Regions from separate parts of the Mus musculus genome. Here region 1 is linked to region 2. Evidence: chromatin loops called from intact Hi-C (ENCODE). Cell type or tissue: heart. All regions are shown on one strand. Links, peaks and the distances in the headings refer to the core of each region. The heading gives the core; the rest is flanking DNA.

What was found. A loop is a pair of places that touch in the nucleus more often than their neighbours do. Peaks named below come from ENCODE experiments on the same cell type or tissue, not always from the same donor. Only the 100,000 strongest peaks of a DNase experiment are listed, where the experiment ranks them.
Region 1: a loop joins it to region 2, with 2.9 times the contacts of the local background. A loop is called at or near these places in 4 of 42 quality-filtered maps.

Annotation. Positions count from the first base shown.
Region 1 is chr4:137,161,336-137,169,121 of GRCm38, reverse strand. It overlaps Gm13003 (predicted gene 13003), which reads left to right and starts at 4,056. Exons shown (of 4, transcript NR_040443.1): 1 at 4,056-5,948; 2 at 7,227-7,307. In heart, for the core only: a CTCF peak has its summit at 4,479; a DNase peak (open chromatin) is centred at 4,471; H3K4me3 peaks cover 762 bases; H3K27me3 peaks cover 3,500 bases.
Region 2 is chr4:137,388,428-137,396,213 of GRCm38, reverse strand. Gm52681 (a long non-coding RNA gene) reads right to left here. Exons shown (of 3, transcript XR_003955130.1): 1 at 7,311-7,786; 2 at 6,430-6,734; 3 at 5,158-5,415. It also overlaps the pseudogene Rpl31-ps10. Among named protein-coding and RNA genes, the nearest start is that of Gm52681, 5.2 kb to the right of the region's middle. In heart, for the core only: a CTCF peak has its summit at 4,696 (motif pointing right); DNase peaks (open chromatin) are centred at 2,303 and 2,663; H3K4me3 peaks cover 107 bases.

The DNA.
Region 1 (7,786 bases), core at 1,672-6,671, 230 kb after region 2:
AAATATTTCCTAAGCACCCTGCCTTTTTGTCAAGTGAAGGGTACACACAGCCTTTCAACTTGTAACCTGGCCAAGAATAATTTGTGGCAGGAAAGTCTGAGCATTTGTCAAAATAAAGTAAAAATGTTAAAAAAAAAAAAGTCTAAGTACTCAGTGTACATTTGGGTGAAAGCAATCCTGGGGAAAAGTTATTTAGGTGGTAAAACGCCTTTGCGTTTCCCTCTTGCCCTTGTGCCTGCTGCCTGGCCCCTTCCCCAAGTGTTGAAATCCAGATTGTTGGCCTATTTGTTTGGTTAATCTCCCAGCAGAGCTGAGGGGCTGCAGGCCCCGTTTCTTCTTGTTCACACAGGGACAGGCTGCCAAGAGTCCCCTTCCCTGCACCTATTCCAGAGCCAAGCATCCTTGCACCTGATCCCTGCAGGGAGAATAGGGGAACATGCCTGTCTCTGGGAGTATAGCTTTGCATCCTTGAGGCCCCCAGTTCCTTGAAGAGTACCCAAGTGGAGAGCTGAGGCCCCCTAACCCCTTGCAGCCATGGAGGTGTAGCCTGGGACCACACCTGGGACTGCCCAGCTGGGCTGGAGTGTGTTGCAGGATTGAGGTGGACAAAGGGACAGTCAGGCTGGTCTGGGTTTGAATGGCACTGTGTCCAGGATTGGATGACTGATGGCCTCTTTGTGCCTCAGTTTCTCATCTGTAAAATAAGGGTGATACTAGCCTTGAGGCATTATGGGAGGGGCTGAAGAGCCGTTGTTCTTACCCACTGCACCTGAAGGAGCGGGTTCCCAGAAGCACAGAAACCTCAGGAGGACACTGTGCCACCTCTCTGTGCAACTTGGCTCAGCTCTATCTGTTGCCCATGAGAAGGAAGTTCAAAGAGCAAAACCCTAGGCCAGTGTTGGCTATTGGCTCCCCCTGCACTGAGTATCTTCCCTGGGCTTTTCCTGTCAGATTTTATTTGGTGCGAGGCAGGGCAGAAGATGGGGCTGGGGCTGGAACCCGGGACCTTGCTCATATGAGGCAAGTGGTCTAACCACTCCATCACATCCCCAGGCAAGATGTCATATTTAAAAACATGTAGGGCTGGACAGAGGACCAGGTGGAGGGCTCAATGCTTGCCTGGTGTGCCTGGTCGTCTGGATGTGGATCTCTAAGACACACTCTGAAATGTAGGATATGGGGCTGATGGGATGGCTGAGCTGTAAAGGTGATTGCCGCCTAGTCAGAGGACCTGAACCTGCATGGTAGAAAAAGAGAACTAACTCCTGTCTTCTGACCTCCATACAAGTGCCATGGCATATCCATGTGTCTCCCCCAACTATCTGTATCTATATCTGTATCTGTATCTGTATCTGTATCTTTATCTTTATCTGTACCTGTTTCTGTATCTCTCTCTCTCCCTCTCTCTCTCATCTATATATCTCTCTACCTCTACTTATATACATCATCTATATCTACTATATACCCTAGCTTTTCATATACATCCATGAACATATATAAAAATAAATACATATTTACTATAGCTAGATATCTCCTAGCTTTTAATATCCATATATACATATTCATATACATACACATATCTACATACATGGGTTTGAATCAGTGCATACAGAAATGGATGAGTGGAGTTCTCTTTGTGTCTCAGTTACTCATCTGTAAAATGGGCACGATACCAGCCTTGAGGCATTGTAGAGAGGACTGAAGAGCAAACCCATACATGGTCTGGTTTGTGTGTGTGTGTCTGTGTGTGTGTGTGTATTAAAAACCAAATGTGGCTACCTCAGTGCTCCTATGCTGAAGTGAAAGATGGAGACAGGAGAATCGCCTAGAAAATTTCACGACAGCTAACCTGCCTGCCTGCCTCCTGAAAGTGGTTCTCTGACCTCCACCATGTGCCCTGCCCCCCCAAACACACACACACACACACACACACACACACACACACACACACACACAAATGCACATGTGCTTGTGTAATATATCTCCCTCTGAACCCTCCACCTTAGCTTTTGAGGAGATCATGAACCTAGGACCCATCTATCTGGCCTAAGGGTGTGGGCAGCAAGCCCCAGGGATGCCCCTCTCTGCCCCCCAACACTGCAGTGATAGGTGCATGTCGCTGTGCCTGAGTCTTTATGTGGTGGTTAGGGGTCAAACTCAGGCCTTCATGCTTACAAAACAAGTACTTTACTCACCAAACCATCTCCACGACCCCAAGATCTTATTCTGATGTCACAGAGGAGGAAGGGAACATGTTCTCAGGGGCCATTGGCAGGTCCCACCCTTGGCAGTTTTCTGAGGCTGAGCTTCCCTCGCATGCATCATACAGTCTCAATCCCACCTTGCTGCCTCCATTTTACAGATGATGTAACCAAGGCAGGAGCAGCTCTCTGGGTATGTGGCGTGATGGCTGATGTTAACTGTCAAACCAACAGAACCTAGAATCATCTTCAAGGGAGTCTTGATGAGGGATTTTTAAGATCAGGTTGGCCTATGGGTATGCCAAGGAGGTTTTTATCTTAATTATGTATTGAATGTGGGAGACTGGTCCACTATAGGCGACACCATTCCCTGGGCTCGGATCCTGGATTGAATAAAAAGAAGAAAGCTAGCCAAGCACAACACTCATGCACCCATCACTCTGCCTCCAGTCACAGATTCAATATGACCAGCCCCCTCAAGCCTCAGATACTGTGGCTTCCCTGCCACCAGAGTCCATAGCCTGGAACCATGAGCTAAAATAAACCCTTCCTCCCTTAAGTTGCTTTGGTCTCTCTCTCTTTTTTTTTTTTTTTTTTTTTTTTTGGTTTTCGAGACAGGGTTTCTCTGTATAGCCCTGGCTGTCCTGGAACTCACTTTGTAGACCAGGCTGGCCTAGAACTCAGAAATTCGCCTTCTTCTTCCTCCCGAGTGCTGGGATTAAAGGCGTGCACCACCACGCCCATAGCTTTGGTCTCATTTTTATCACAGCATTAGGAACAGAAACCAAGTGAGCTGGAGAGCTCACCTTTCTCCCTAGCCTGATCAAGTCTGACATTGCAGGTGTTTCTGACTTTAAACCAGAAGGTTTGTTCAGTGGTTGAGACCAGACTGGGAGAGGGGACAGACGACCACAGCAGTGGCACCACCACTGATGGGGACAGTTTTGTGAACTGGTAGGTGCCTTGTAAAGCCCATTCTACACCACCTTCCCACACATGGCTTACTTACAATCGCACAGATAGTTAAGGAAACTGAGACACAGACAGCTGGAGAAAAGTGGTTCCCTTTGCCCCTGAGCATCTGGTGACATCATCCTTGCGTTGCTCTTTGCCCACCAGCCAGGAGCCCAACGAATGGCTGTGGTGGGTGATTCTCCAATGCCTCCATTTGGTGGTGTCTGGCTCCCATTTTTCCCCAGTGGGACCAGACTGAGAGCCAAAGGCCAGATCAGTCCTGACTCACTTAGGCACACAGAGGAACAATTCTGAGATGTGTGTGTGTGTGTGTGTGTGTGTGTGTGTGTGTGTGTGTGTGTGGGGCGTGTTGCACAGAACGCCCTACCTAGGGTCCCCTGAGTCCCAGCGAGCTTTTTTTTGCTAAAATGGGGGATGGGCAAGGGTTGGAGCAGCTACTTTAGCAGACCAGGGGATAGTAAGGAGAGCTGAGCAGGGGTCTGGGTAGAAAGAAGCCCTCCCCATTATCCTTGTCTCTTCACTCTTTCCACACTGCATGCCTACCTAGGCACCACCCAGACCTATACTCTAGGCACCCAGGTGAGCCCCATCTTCCCCAGGTCCTGGGCATCCCCCTAGGTATAACAGGAGCAGTGACAGGAGTCTCTGAGGACACTTGAGGTGATGCAGACGAGAGGCTGGGACACAGACCAAAGGGGAGTTGCTGTTATCGTTATTATTACTACATCGGGTAACTGGTTGGACCACATTTTTCTCTTTCTGCCCCTGGGCTCTGCAAGAAAGGCCTCACCTGGGCTGGAAATGGCTCAGGACATAAACCAGAACGGCTCCACCCCACCGCTGCGGCAGCAGCCCCGACCTGACACGTGGGTGCTCTGTAGAAGATCCGCCCCTGCTCTGTCCTCCTGTCTGTCACCAAGACCCCAGCTTGCTTTGTAAGGTCTCAACTCTTGGCTTTGTAGGGTTTGGGGGAGCCCAGTGGGGTGAAGGATGAGGGGGTGGGATGGTCCTTGGCAGCCCCTCCCTCCGGTGCCGAATCTGGCCTGTTCACCCGGCTAGCTTCTTCCTTCACCTCCTGCTTTCTCCATTTCCAAACCATTTCAGGGGACGGGAGTTTGATTCATCAGAGTCCACACCGCGGTGGCCGCTACCATCATCTGGGGGTAGGGAACTCACTTAGTGGGAACAGAATGCCCGAGGCTGCCAGAGAGAAGCAGCGGGGAAAGCGAAAGGTATCCACAAAACTGTGAGCAGGTGATTTGCCTGCAGGGCTGGGGAGACAAGTGTGCACAGCGCCACCTAGGCCCAGATGCAGGAAGCACAACTCCTGCAAGACTTGAGGGCTGTTCTGTTTCGGAGAACCTGATGGAGCAGGTGTGGGGCAGTGTGGGGCATGGGGATGGGCACAGTCTGGTGTCGCTGGTGGAAGTGACAGAAATCGGCTGTCAGGTTCCCACAGTGCCTTGCCACTCGGTCTCAGAAAGGCCAGCGCCTCCTGGAGGACATGTGTGCCAATTTGCCTGCTGCCTTGCACAGCAGCTGAGGTGAGGAGTGGCCCGGGCACAGCGCACCACACTTGAAGCTTCGGTGAAAGATTAAAGGATGCCCCTGGGATGGTGGTCAGAATCCTGACTGTAGATGGATTCTCCCCAGGGAAGCAAGAATAAGTTGAAACGCTTGATCCTGCTTCTCTGAATGCTTCTGGTTGGCTCCTGTTCATTCATGTCTTAGACCTGGCAGATCTTCAAAATGCTGCTCGAACAATGGCCAATGGGAAGCTAGCACAGCCGCAGCCGGGTGGAAAGGTGAAGGGAGCGGTCGCTGCCTTGGACCTGCGCAGACCAGGCAGGCACATCAAGAGTTGCTCCTTCTCGTCCTCCGTCCTCTCTCAGCTTCTGTAGCAGAGCCCGACTTGTTCCTTTCATGAGCTGGGCAGCTCTGGGTGACCCGTAGTTTGGCTATGTCCTCTTTCCTGACTTCAGGCTGCCTAGACCAGGTTCATTTTAGCCACGTGACTCCAACAGTTTGCTTTGCCTTGTATTTCTGCCCCAGTTTTCCCACCCACTGCTCCAGGTGTGAATACCGAGTCTTCTGCCTCTGGACATGATGGCCTTCCTGTCCTTGCAGTCCATAAATGAGACTCTGCTGCTGATCAGAGTGAAGGCAGCAATCCTATGCATAATCTTCTGAGGCAACTGTCCAGCTGGGTCCCATTCTCTCTACATAAAGTCACATCCCAGGAAGCTACTCCCATTGGTGTTTCTAACCCCTGGACATGAATGGTGACTAATCCCACCCTCTATTAACGCCAAGGTGACACTAAGCCCCTCTTGTCCATTATTGCCCTGTAGCTTCCTCATGGAGGCCTTGGGAAGCCCCACGCTGCAGATGAGGAAAGCCACAAATCTGAGACTGGCCACTGAGTTCTGACTTACACAGTGAGAGTTCCCCGTAGGTCAGTCTGGCAGTGTTAGCTGCTTGCCTGCGAAAGCCCTCCCAGTGCATGCTTGGTTAAGGCTGGCAGAGCATTCCATCCACCACAGAGGCCAAGGGCTTCTTACATGGACTGGAACTTCCTGTATCAGGGGAGGCCCCATGGGGGCTGTATGGGGTTTCTCAGAAGGCAGGCGCTGGGACCCCATAGTTTCCACAGCTGAGTGGGCTCCAGTCCCTCAGGAATGGCAGAAGAGAAATGAAGAGGGCAGAGAGGATTGGCTGAGGACGACCCCTCACTGAAGACTGTTCTTTTAGCTCTGGGAAGAGTCAGCATTGGTGAGTTTGGGGCTCCAGGGAGAAGGGAGTGCACAAGGGCAGGGGTAATTAAACTGTGGTAGGAGAGGTGGGTAGAGCTGAAGGTTCTCAGCTAGAGGGGTGACTCTGACCCCAGCAGGTATTTCTGTTTATCACGAGGCTTGGGGATCATTCTCCCAGCACTAAATGTTGGACCAGTGTCCCCCCAAACATAGGAGCCCTGTACTTCCATGCTATCCCATCAAGGCATGGTAGATATGTTGTAGTGATGTGGACCAACACTCCCCACACTCGGCACAGAGACAGAAGGTCACAAGTTTAAGGGCCAGCCTGGACTACATAACAAGTTCTAGGCCAGCCTGGGCGTGCATAGCAAGATGTGATCTGAAAAAATTCAAATTACACAGTCAAATCCTGTCTCATACCTATTGCTAAAACTACTGTCTAGAAAAGACGCCATAAACACTGGCAAGAAGTGTGAATTCTGATGTGCTGCCGAGGAGGCAGTAAAATGTGCAGCCACTGCAGAGTATGACCAAAGGCTACGTAATTAGTCTGTTATCTGGCAGTTCTCCATTCAAGGATACACTGACCCCCGACCCCACAAACAATTGAAAGTAGGATCTCGAAGAGATACTTGTATAGCTCTATTCAGCATTAATCACAGTAACCAAATGGTGGAAGCCACCAAAGCAGCCATAGGCAGGTGAATGGGTAAGCAAGGTATGGTATGTCCACTAAATGGAATACTACTCAGCCTTTAAAAGGAAAATCTGACGCACACTGCAGCACAATGAGACTGTTTGACCCTATGTGTCATGAGTCCTAGGAGCAGAATGAAAATTAGGAAGGGTTGGGGTGGGGGTGGGGGTGGGGCTGTGCAGTGGATCCAGGTTCAGTCACAGAAGATGAGAATGCCCTGGAGATTAAGAGGAAAACTTTAGCAACATTAAACTGTAAACTTAAAGATGGTACCCAAAGAAAATTGTGTCAGGTGTGTTTTCTCACACAAAAATACACTAAGTCCCTCTTTCGCCAAAGCAAGAGTTTGAGTATTTTGTTAAGAACAGCCAGAAGTCGCAACCCTTTTGGGGTCCCATATCAGATAGCCTACATATCAGATATTTACATTACAATTCATAACACTATCAAAATTGCATGAATGAAGTAGCAACAAAAATAATTTTATGGTTGGGGGCTCACCACAACCTGAGGAACTGTATGAAAGGGCAGCAGCGTTAGGAAGGCTGAGAACCGCTGCTCTAGAAGATACACACGTGGCCTGTATATTGCCCTCAGGTGCTGTGTGAGGAAGAGATGCTGTGGGCAGCCAATGGTCTGAGAGAGCGGTGGTGACCAGAACCAGGACACAGCTGCAAAGTAGGTGGCCTAGGGGAGGGTTCCCAGATTGCATGGGGAGATGCGAGAAAGTGTTGCTCATGGGATCCTTGCTCCAGTCATCAGGGAACAGCCTGGAAAGGCTGTCCTTAACCATGACTGCATCACCTCAGCCCGCTTGAGTGTCTCAGGGGGCCTGAGGGCTTGACAAGGAAGATTTATCCTCTGCTGCACAGCCAGGGAAACTGAGGCAGCTTCTGCCTCACAGCCCAGAGTAGGACCCGGAGTGGGGAGAGCCAGGGAGGAGCCCAGCCAGGAGAAGTGGGAGTGAGCGTGGGGGTGGGGGTGTTACTGTGAAAGGGAGTCTGGACCCTGATATTGAAGTGCAGATTCAGCTCTAGGGTTTAGGCAAGGTAGTCAGGGAGGGCTTCCTGGAGGAAGGGGAAACTTGGTGGAGACCTGTAGAAGAGCCAGAGAAGACTAAGAAGCCATTCTAGAAGGTTCTGTCCTATGGAACTCAT
Region 2 (7,786 bases), core at 1,917-6,916:
CCTGCTGCTTATGGATAAGGACATAAAACTCCCCGATACTCCTCCAACATCATGCCTGTCTACTTCCCACCCTGATGATCATGGACTAACCCTCTAAAACTGTTAGCAGGCCTCCAGTTAAATGCTTTCCTTTGGGGGCTGGAGAGATGGCTCAGTGGTTAAGAGCACTGACTGCTCTTCCAGAGGTTCTGAGTTCAATTCCCAGCAACCATGTGGTAGCTCACAACCATCTGTAAAGGGATCTGATGCCCTCTTCTGGTGTGTTTGAAGACAGCTGCAGTGTTCTCATATAAATAAAAATTTTAAAAAATGCCTTCCTTTTGTAAGTTGCCTTAGTCATGGTGTCTCTTCACTGTCATAGAACAGTGACTAAAACAGGATCCAACAATTCTATTACCGCTCCCCAAAACTCTCAGAATAGCAACACTGGCTATGTGTTTAGAGTTTTGCTTTAAGAGATTTTCATTTTCTCTTTTCTCTTCTTTTTTTTTTTTTTTTTTTTTTGGCAGTTCTGCAACTTTATTTGACATGAGCAGGTTAGTTCTCATCCACATTGACCGTCTGTAGATTTTTGAATGTGGTAACAGGCACGTAAGTTACCAGCGTGTAGAGCTTGTTTGGGGAATCCTCATCCTCATTACGTTTTCTGGACAAGCGTACTCGGATGGGATATGGAACGTTCCTTATTCCCTTGGCCCAGACGGCTTTATTGAGCCTGGTGTCAATGAGCACATCTGGTGTCCCCATTTCCTTCATGGCAAACTTCCGAATTTCTTTGAGTGCCCAAGGAGCACTCTTCTTGAAGCCCACTCCATGGATACGCTTGTGAATGTTGATGGTGTATTCTTGGGTCACCACCTCGTTGATGGCAGAACGGCCCTTCTTCTTCTCGCCACCCTTCTTTGCGGGAGCCATCGAGCCTGCCCGCGCCGGGCGCGGATGGCGCCGGATTTCGGAGCCGCGACCCCGCAGCCATACTCACTCTCTTTTCTCTTCTTTTTAAAAAGAATTATTTATGTATGTGAGTACACTGTAGCTGTCTCAGACACACCAGAAGAGGGCATCGGATCCCACCACAGATGGTTGTGAGCTACCATGTGGTTGCTGGGATTTGAACTCAGGACCTCTGGAAGAGCAGCCGGTGCTCTTAACCACTGAACCATCTCTCCAGCCCTGGTTTTCAAACTTCCTCCTTTGTTTCTTCTCTTCCACGGCTGCTGTTCTTTTGCTGGCCCTGTCCACTTCTCTGTATTTAGAACTTTTGTCTATAGTTAAATTTAATGGGCACAAGCATCTATTGATATTGTGTATCACACACAGCGGAGAAAGGAAGACAGCCCACCCTTGGTGGGTCCCACCAGTAGGGCTTATAACTCGGCTCAAAGCCCCAAATGTCAGCGAAGTTTTCAGGGTTTGAGCCTAGATCCTGCAATGAGGCTTGCCACTATCCCCAGTACAGTAGTTAAAGAGACATGTGTGCAAGAGTAAAAAGCAGAGGAACTGAATATAGCCACATCAAGGAAATGAATGAAGAAACATGAGGTCCAGTGACAATTCCCCATCAAATCCATCTCTGGGTTCTGACAGGCAGCTTAGAGCTATGAATAACTGAGTAGTTCTTGTCAAGGTAGCCTTACCCATCTTGTCTCAGCTTCAGTCTTTCTGCAGTGTAGTCTGACAAGCGGCCAAAACTGTGTCACATCTCCCTCTGGGAGACACGTTCTTCCTCTGGCTGGCATCAGGCTTCGGCCTTCCTCTTCTTCAAGCAGGACACTGTTGTAGGTTGTTCCGGTGCTGTTCGTATTTTGATGTTAATTCTGCTTCCTCGAGAGGGGCTGCCCCCACAAGGAGTAGGTCACACACTCAGGTGATCTCACGGAACCTTCTCCCCATTCTGACTGGTCACATAAAGGGTAGAGCTGATGACTGGGCAGTGGAAGGGAAAGGAGGGGCTGGACGTGTGAGAGTGGAAGAACAGAGGAAGAGGAGCTGGGAGGAAGATGGAGCAGGACCACATGGCCTGAAGAAGCCACAAGTAGCCATCCATCCATCTCATAGCTGGGGGAAAAGTTAGTGTAGTGGTAGATCTGCCCAATCTAGGCATTATAGCTTATAAATATAATAACTGATTGTGTGGTTTTTATATGGGCTTACTGGGGTAAGAAATTATTGCAACAGGACTCTCCCAGGGAAACTGCCATTCCTTGGGGACCGTTGCTTCACTGCTCTGATAGCCAGCAGGAGGGGCAAGGATGTCTCTCTTTAGAACTTGTCCCTTCTGCCAGGATGGTTACACAACGGACATTCACTGTGATGTGGGCCTCAGGGAGCTGGGGCCACAAGGGGACGAGGTCATCAGGCTCTGCCTGCCTCGGGAGGCTTTGCTTCCAGATGCTGGCCTTATGGTGAGATTCCCATCAACTGTGAACTTGTCAGGTCTCCCTTTGGGACAGAGCTTGGTGGCAAGGGGCTTTTACAGTCAGTCAGCAAGGCTCCCGGGTTCAGTCCCCAGCATTACCAAAGAAAGAGAAAAAATCTTCTGATAATGAAAACACAGGCAGTCCTGAGAACCCTTGTTTTCTAAATAAGTCAAAAATGTTGCTGTTTGCCGCCGCAGCCTTGAGGTCAGAACAGCCTCTTCTTGTCAGCATGTTGGCGCCGGATCCCACAGAGAAGCAGACTAGATTCCCAACCCAGGTGCAAAGGGTCAGAAAGGGTTTTTTTGGTGTTTTTAAAAAACACAACAGACTATATTTATCTTAACTGTGTGTCCAAGGAGACAGAATCATGAGTCTCATGTTTAGCTCCAGCCAGATGTTAACCCCTTTCATACAGCTAGGTTTGCTGAGGCCCATTCAGCACTGCTTGCTTTGCACTCAGCCCCAAACCCTATGAGAACCCCACCTTTCCCTTTGGCAGGCCTCGGCACAGTTTGCTCTGTGCAGTTTCTTGCACTAGGTTACTGACTTTCACTTTGTTCAAGTACAGCTCTGCTCCTGGTGGGCTTTACCGCAGACTTCAAGCCCTCTCTGCCCCTTGACTCGGTGATTTTGCACATTTGCACACAGCCCGTGCTGTGCCGGAGTTCTAAGTGTCGGGGATGGAGCAAGGCCTAACACCACACTCCTGTATTCCCAGCCGAGCACCTGTCAATGTTATGCCAGACACTGGGGCAGAAAAGCATGACTCAGACCCAACGGAGCGCACAGGAGCATCACATGGTCAAGGCCAGCCTGGGAAACTCTGTGAACTTCATCTCAGTGGATAAAGGAGTTCGCCTCTGTGATGGTTTGTATCTGCTTGGCCTAGGGAGTGGCACAGTTACAAGGTGTGGCCTTGTTGGAGTAGGTGTGTCACTGTGGGTGTGGGCTATAAGACTCTCATCCTAGCTGCCTAGGAGGTAGTATTCTACTAGCAGCCTTCAGATGAAGATGTAGAACTCTCAGCTCCTCCTGCACCATGCCTGTCTGGATGCTGCCACGTTCCCACCTTGATGATAATGGACTGAATCTTGGAACCTGTAAGCCAGCCCCAATTAAATGTTGTCCCTATATAAGAGTTGCCTTGGTCATGGTGTCTGCTCACAGCAGTAAAACCCAAACTAAGACAGCCACCAAGCTTGATGACCAGAGTTCCATTTAAGAGGCTCTCGAGATAGAAGAGGAGAACCGACTCCTGCGGTTTGTCTTCCGGCCTCCACATGGGCACTGTGGCACAGGAACCTGTGCATGCACACAGACAAAATAGATAAACACATAAATGTAGCTTCAAAAAGAAAAGAAGGTGGGGCTGGAGAGATGGCTCAGCAGTGAAGAGCACTGACTGCTCTTCCAAAGGTCATGAGTTCAATTCCGAGCACTCACGTGGTGGCTCACAACCATCTGTAAAGGGATCTGATGCCCTCTTCTGGTGTGTCTTCTGAAGACAGCTACATTGTACCCATATACATTAAAATAAAATAAATCTTTTTTAAAAAGTAAAGAAGGAAAGGAAAGAGAATGAGAGAGCAAGAGCGAGCAAGAGAGAGCAGGGACCAGCATACCAGTACAGCACTTGCATGCACAAAGCTAGCAGCTCTAAATTCAATCCTAATAACAGCAGTTAACAGTAGTAACACACATGCCTGATAAATAAATGCATAACTCTTTTTTTTTGTTTGTTTGTTTGTTTTTTGAGACAGAGTTTCTCTGTGTAGTCCTGGCTGTCCTGGAACTCACTCTGTAGACCAGGCTGCCCTCAAATTCAGAAATTCACCTGCTTCTGCCTCCCAAGTGCTGGGGTTAAAGGTGTGTGCCACCACTGCCCAGCGCATAACTCTTTTTTAAAAGACTTATTTAATTATTTAATGTATATGAGTACACTGTAACTATACAGATGGTTGTGAGCCATCATGTGGCTGCTAGGAGTTGAACTCAGGACCTCTGCTCCAGATTCGCTCACTCCGGGCCTAAGATTTATTTATTATTACATGTAAGTACACTGTAGCTGTCTTCAGACACACCAGAAGAGAGTATCAGATCTCATTACATATGGTTGTGTGCTACCATGTGGTTGCTGGGATTTGAACTCAGGACCTTTGGAAGAGCAGTCAGTAACTGCTGAGCCATCTCTCCAGCCCATAACTCTTCTTTTTAAAATAATTTTTTAAAAGATTTATTTATTTTATGTTTGAGTGCTCTATATGCATGTACACCTGCATGCCAGAAGAGGGCACCAGAACCCAGTATAGACGGTTGTGAGCCACCAGATGGTTGCTGGGAATTGAACTCAGGATCTCTGGAAGAGCAGCCAGTGCTCTTAATCTCCGAACCATCTCTTCAGCCTTGCATAACTCTTAAAAGAAAAAAAAAAAGACATGAGTGCCTTTAAAAAGGTGTGTGTAGGTGTGTATGTGTGTGTATTCAGGGCTGGAGAAATGGCTCAGCCGTTCTTCCAGAGCATCCTGATTCAATTTCCAGTATCCACATGGCAGTACACAACTGTAACTCCAGTTCCAGGGGGTCCATGGCACCAGACATGGCATGGGTGCGCATATATACATATACATATACATATACATGCATATATATATATACATATATGCATGGAAGCAAGATACCCATACAAATAAAATAAATGAATCTTTTAAAAACATATTTTTAAATTAAAAACATTTACTTTTTTTTTAAAGATTTATTTATTGATTATATGTAAGTACACTGTAGCTGTCTTCAGACACTCCAGAAGAGGGAGTCAGATCTTGTTACGGATGGTTGTGAGCCACCATGTGGTTGCTGGGATTTGAACTCCTGACCTTCGGAAGAGCAGTCAGGTGCTCTTACCCACTGAGCCATCTCACCAGAACATTTACTTTTTTATCCTAGGTGTACGTTCTATCTTCAGTATATATGAATGTGTGCCACATGCACATAGTACCTGAGGGGTGCAGAAGAAGGTATTAGATTCCTTGGAATTAGAACTATAGATGAGTGTGAGCCACCTTATGAGTGCTGAGAACCAAACCCATGTCCTCTGCAAGAGCAGCAAGTGCTTTTTGCCCCTGAGTCATCTCTCTAGATCTTCCTTCTTCTCTTAATTACAAGGATATGGGTCCTTAGCTGATTCTGTCTCTGCTCCCACATCCTAGAATATACTCCTATGGGCTTCCTGTACCTAGTACCCTGCCAAGTCCTAATCACCATGTTACCTCCTCCTACCTCCATCATCATTTCAGCCATCTATGCAGATGGCCTACGTGGCATTATCTCACAGACCCACTGTGGCAGAGGTGGTCCATCATGAGCCAAAACCTCCCCAGGTGGCTGGTGTCGGTCATGAGGATGAAAAGGGACAGATGGCACACTCCTGAGCAGATGGGAATGGTAAGGGCTGCATGGAAGATGCTACATTTGAGCTGGAACCTGGGTGAACAGGACTCAGGAAAGAGAACCACACTTGGGGACCAGCTGTCGATCCCTTCAGGTTTACAAAAATCACAAGAAGAAAGGAGTCCCCGGAGAGGATGGGGAGGCAAGACTGTGGGGTTCTGCATGCAGTGCAAATCTTACCGTGAGGGGCAGGCATTCTGCACGGAGCCACAGCATTTGTACTTTCATACAAATGTCTAAACCTCCAAAATCAGGCCCACTCTTTAGTGCAAAGTGTGTCCCTCCTGGGTAACCCCTACCGTCTGCTGGAGCAGTGCACAGAGAATGCTGGAAGCCTAGGGTGGAGTCTACCCTCCCAATCTGCAGGCAGGGAAACCAGATTGAGTGTGGCGGGAGGTGGAAACATGATTGTAGAGGTGAGGAGGGGGGGGCTCTCCGTTGTTCCCATAGGTAGAACAGGGCCAGAGGGAAGAGTCTTAGTCCCTTTTCCCATTCATACCCCTACCCCTGTTTCTCTGTGTAGCCCTGGATGTCCTGAAACTCAGTCTGTACATCAGCCTACCTCTGCCTCCCTAGTGCTGGGCCAACACCTCCCAGCCGAGGTGTTTTCTTCGTTGCTAACTGATATAGTAGGTCCAGGCCCACTGTAGTAGTGCTGTCACCAGGAAGGTGGTCCTGGGCTGTATAAGAAAGTTGGCTGGGGAAATGGTTCAGAGGTTAAGAGCTGGCCTTCCAGATGGTCTGGCTTAGATTCTCAGTACCCACATGGTGTCTCACAATGTCTTTAAGTCCACTTCCATGGGATCCACTGCTTGTTTTCTGGCCTCCGTGGGTATCAGGCATGCCTGTGGTGCACAGACATACACGCTGGGAAACAATCATACACATGGCATTTTAGAAAAACAAACAAACAAACAAAAACCCGAACAAGCAAGAGAGCAAACTAGTGTTGGAAAAGAATATTTGTGGAGCTGCACAAAAAAACACTTAAATAACAAGGAAGTAACTCTGCAAAACAGTTTCTCTTTGTAAGGTGTCTATGCCAGGATCTAAACCAGGCTAGGAAACACACCGGGGCACGAAGTTCATGGGCACGAAGTTCATTTAGCTTTTATTCTAAGGCAAGTGGTGACTTAATCTCACCCCATTGGTGGCAGAGATTACCTCATCTGATTGGCTAATGCATAATCAACGTGAAGGAAAGGGCAGAGTGGTCAACTGGGCTGCTCTGGGTCAAGGGCATTCTGGGAATGCAGCAGAGCTTTCCCAAAAAAAAGTTTTACTAGTTGAGGTGGAAGGGGGGGTGAAAATATTTGAATTCCTTTACATGAAGGTTTTACAAGGTGTTAGAGATTCGCGGAGTATTGTAGGCTAGCCATATCTTTGACTTAAAAAAGAAAAAAACAAACAAAAAACCAAAAGAAAAGCAAAACAAAAACCCACCCTCACACCAGTAAGCAACGTTCCTCCTTGGCTTCGGCTCCGAGCTCCTGCCCTGGTTTCCTCGGGTGGTGTGACTGTAACGTGTCAACTGTAACAAACTCTTTTCTTTCCGGGTTGCTTCAAATCACAGTGTTTATCACAGCAACAGAAAGCAAAGTAGGACACTGGGCTTGTCCAGTAGACCGCGCCAAGCCTCAGCGGGAGTGACCCCACCCAAGGTGGAACAAGCCACTACCCCTTTCGTCTTTCTGGAGTGGCATCAGAGGTTCCAGGGTGTGGCCTCGGAGACTAGAGGAATCCCTGCTCATCTCTTCTCTTTTTACCACTGGGTCAGCGGGCGGAGGAAGGCGAAGCCCAAACAGCGCTTGGCCCCGAAGCATGGAGAAGAGGCGAGTTAAAACCATAGACTAGCGTGACACGGTTGAGGTCTAGAGCGACGCTGCCGCTACGCTAGTCCCTCAATCAACTTCCGCTTC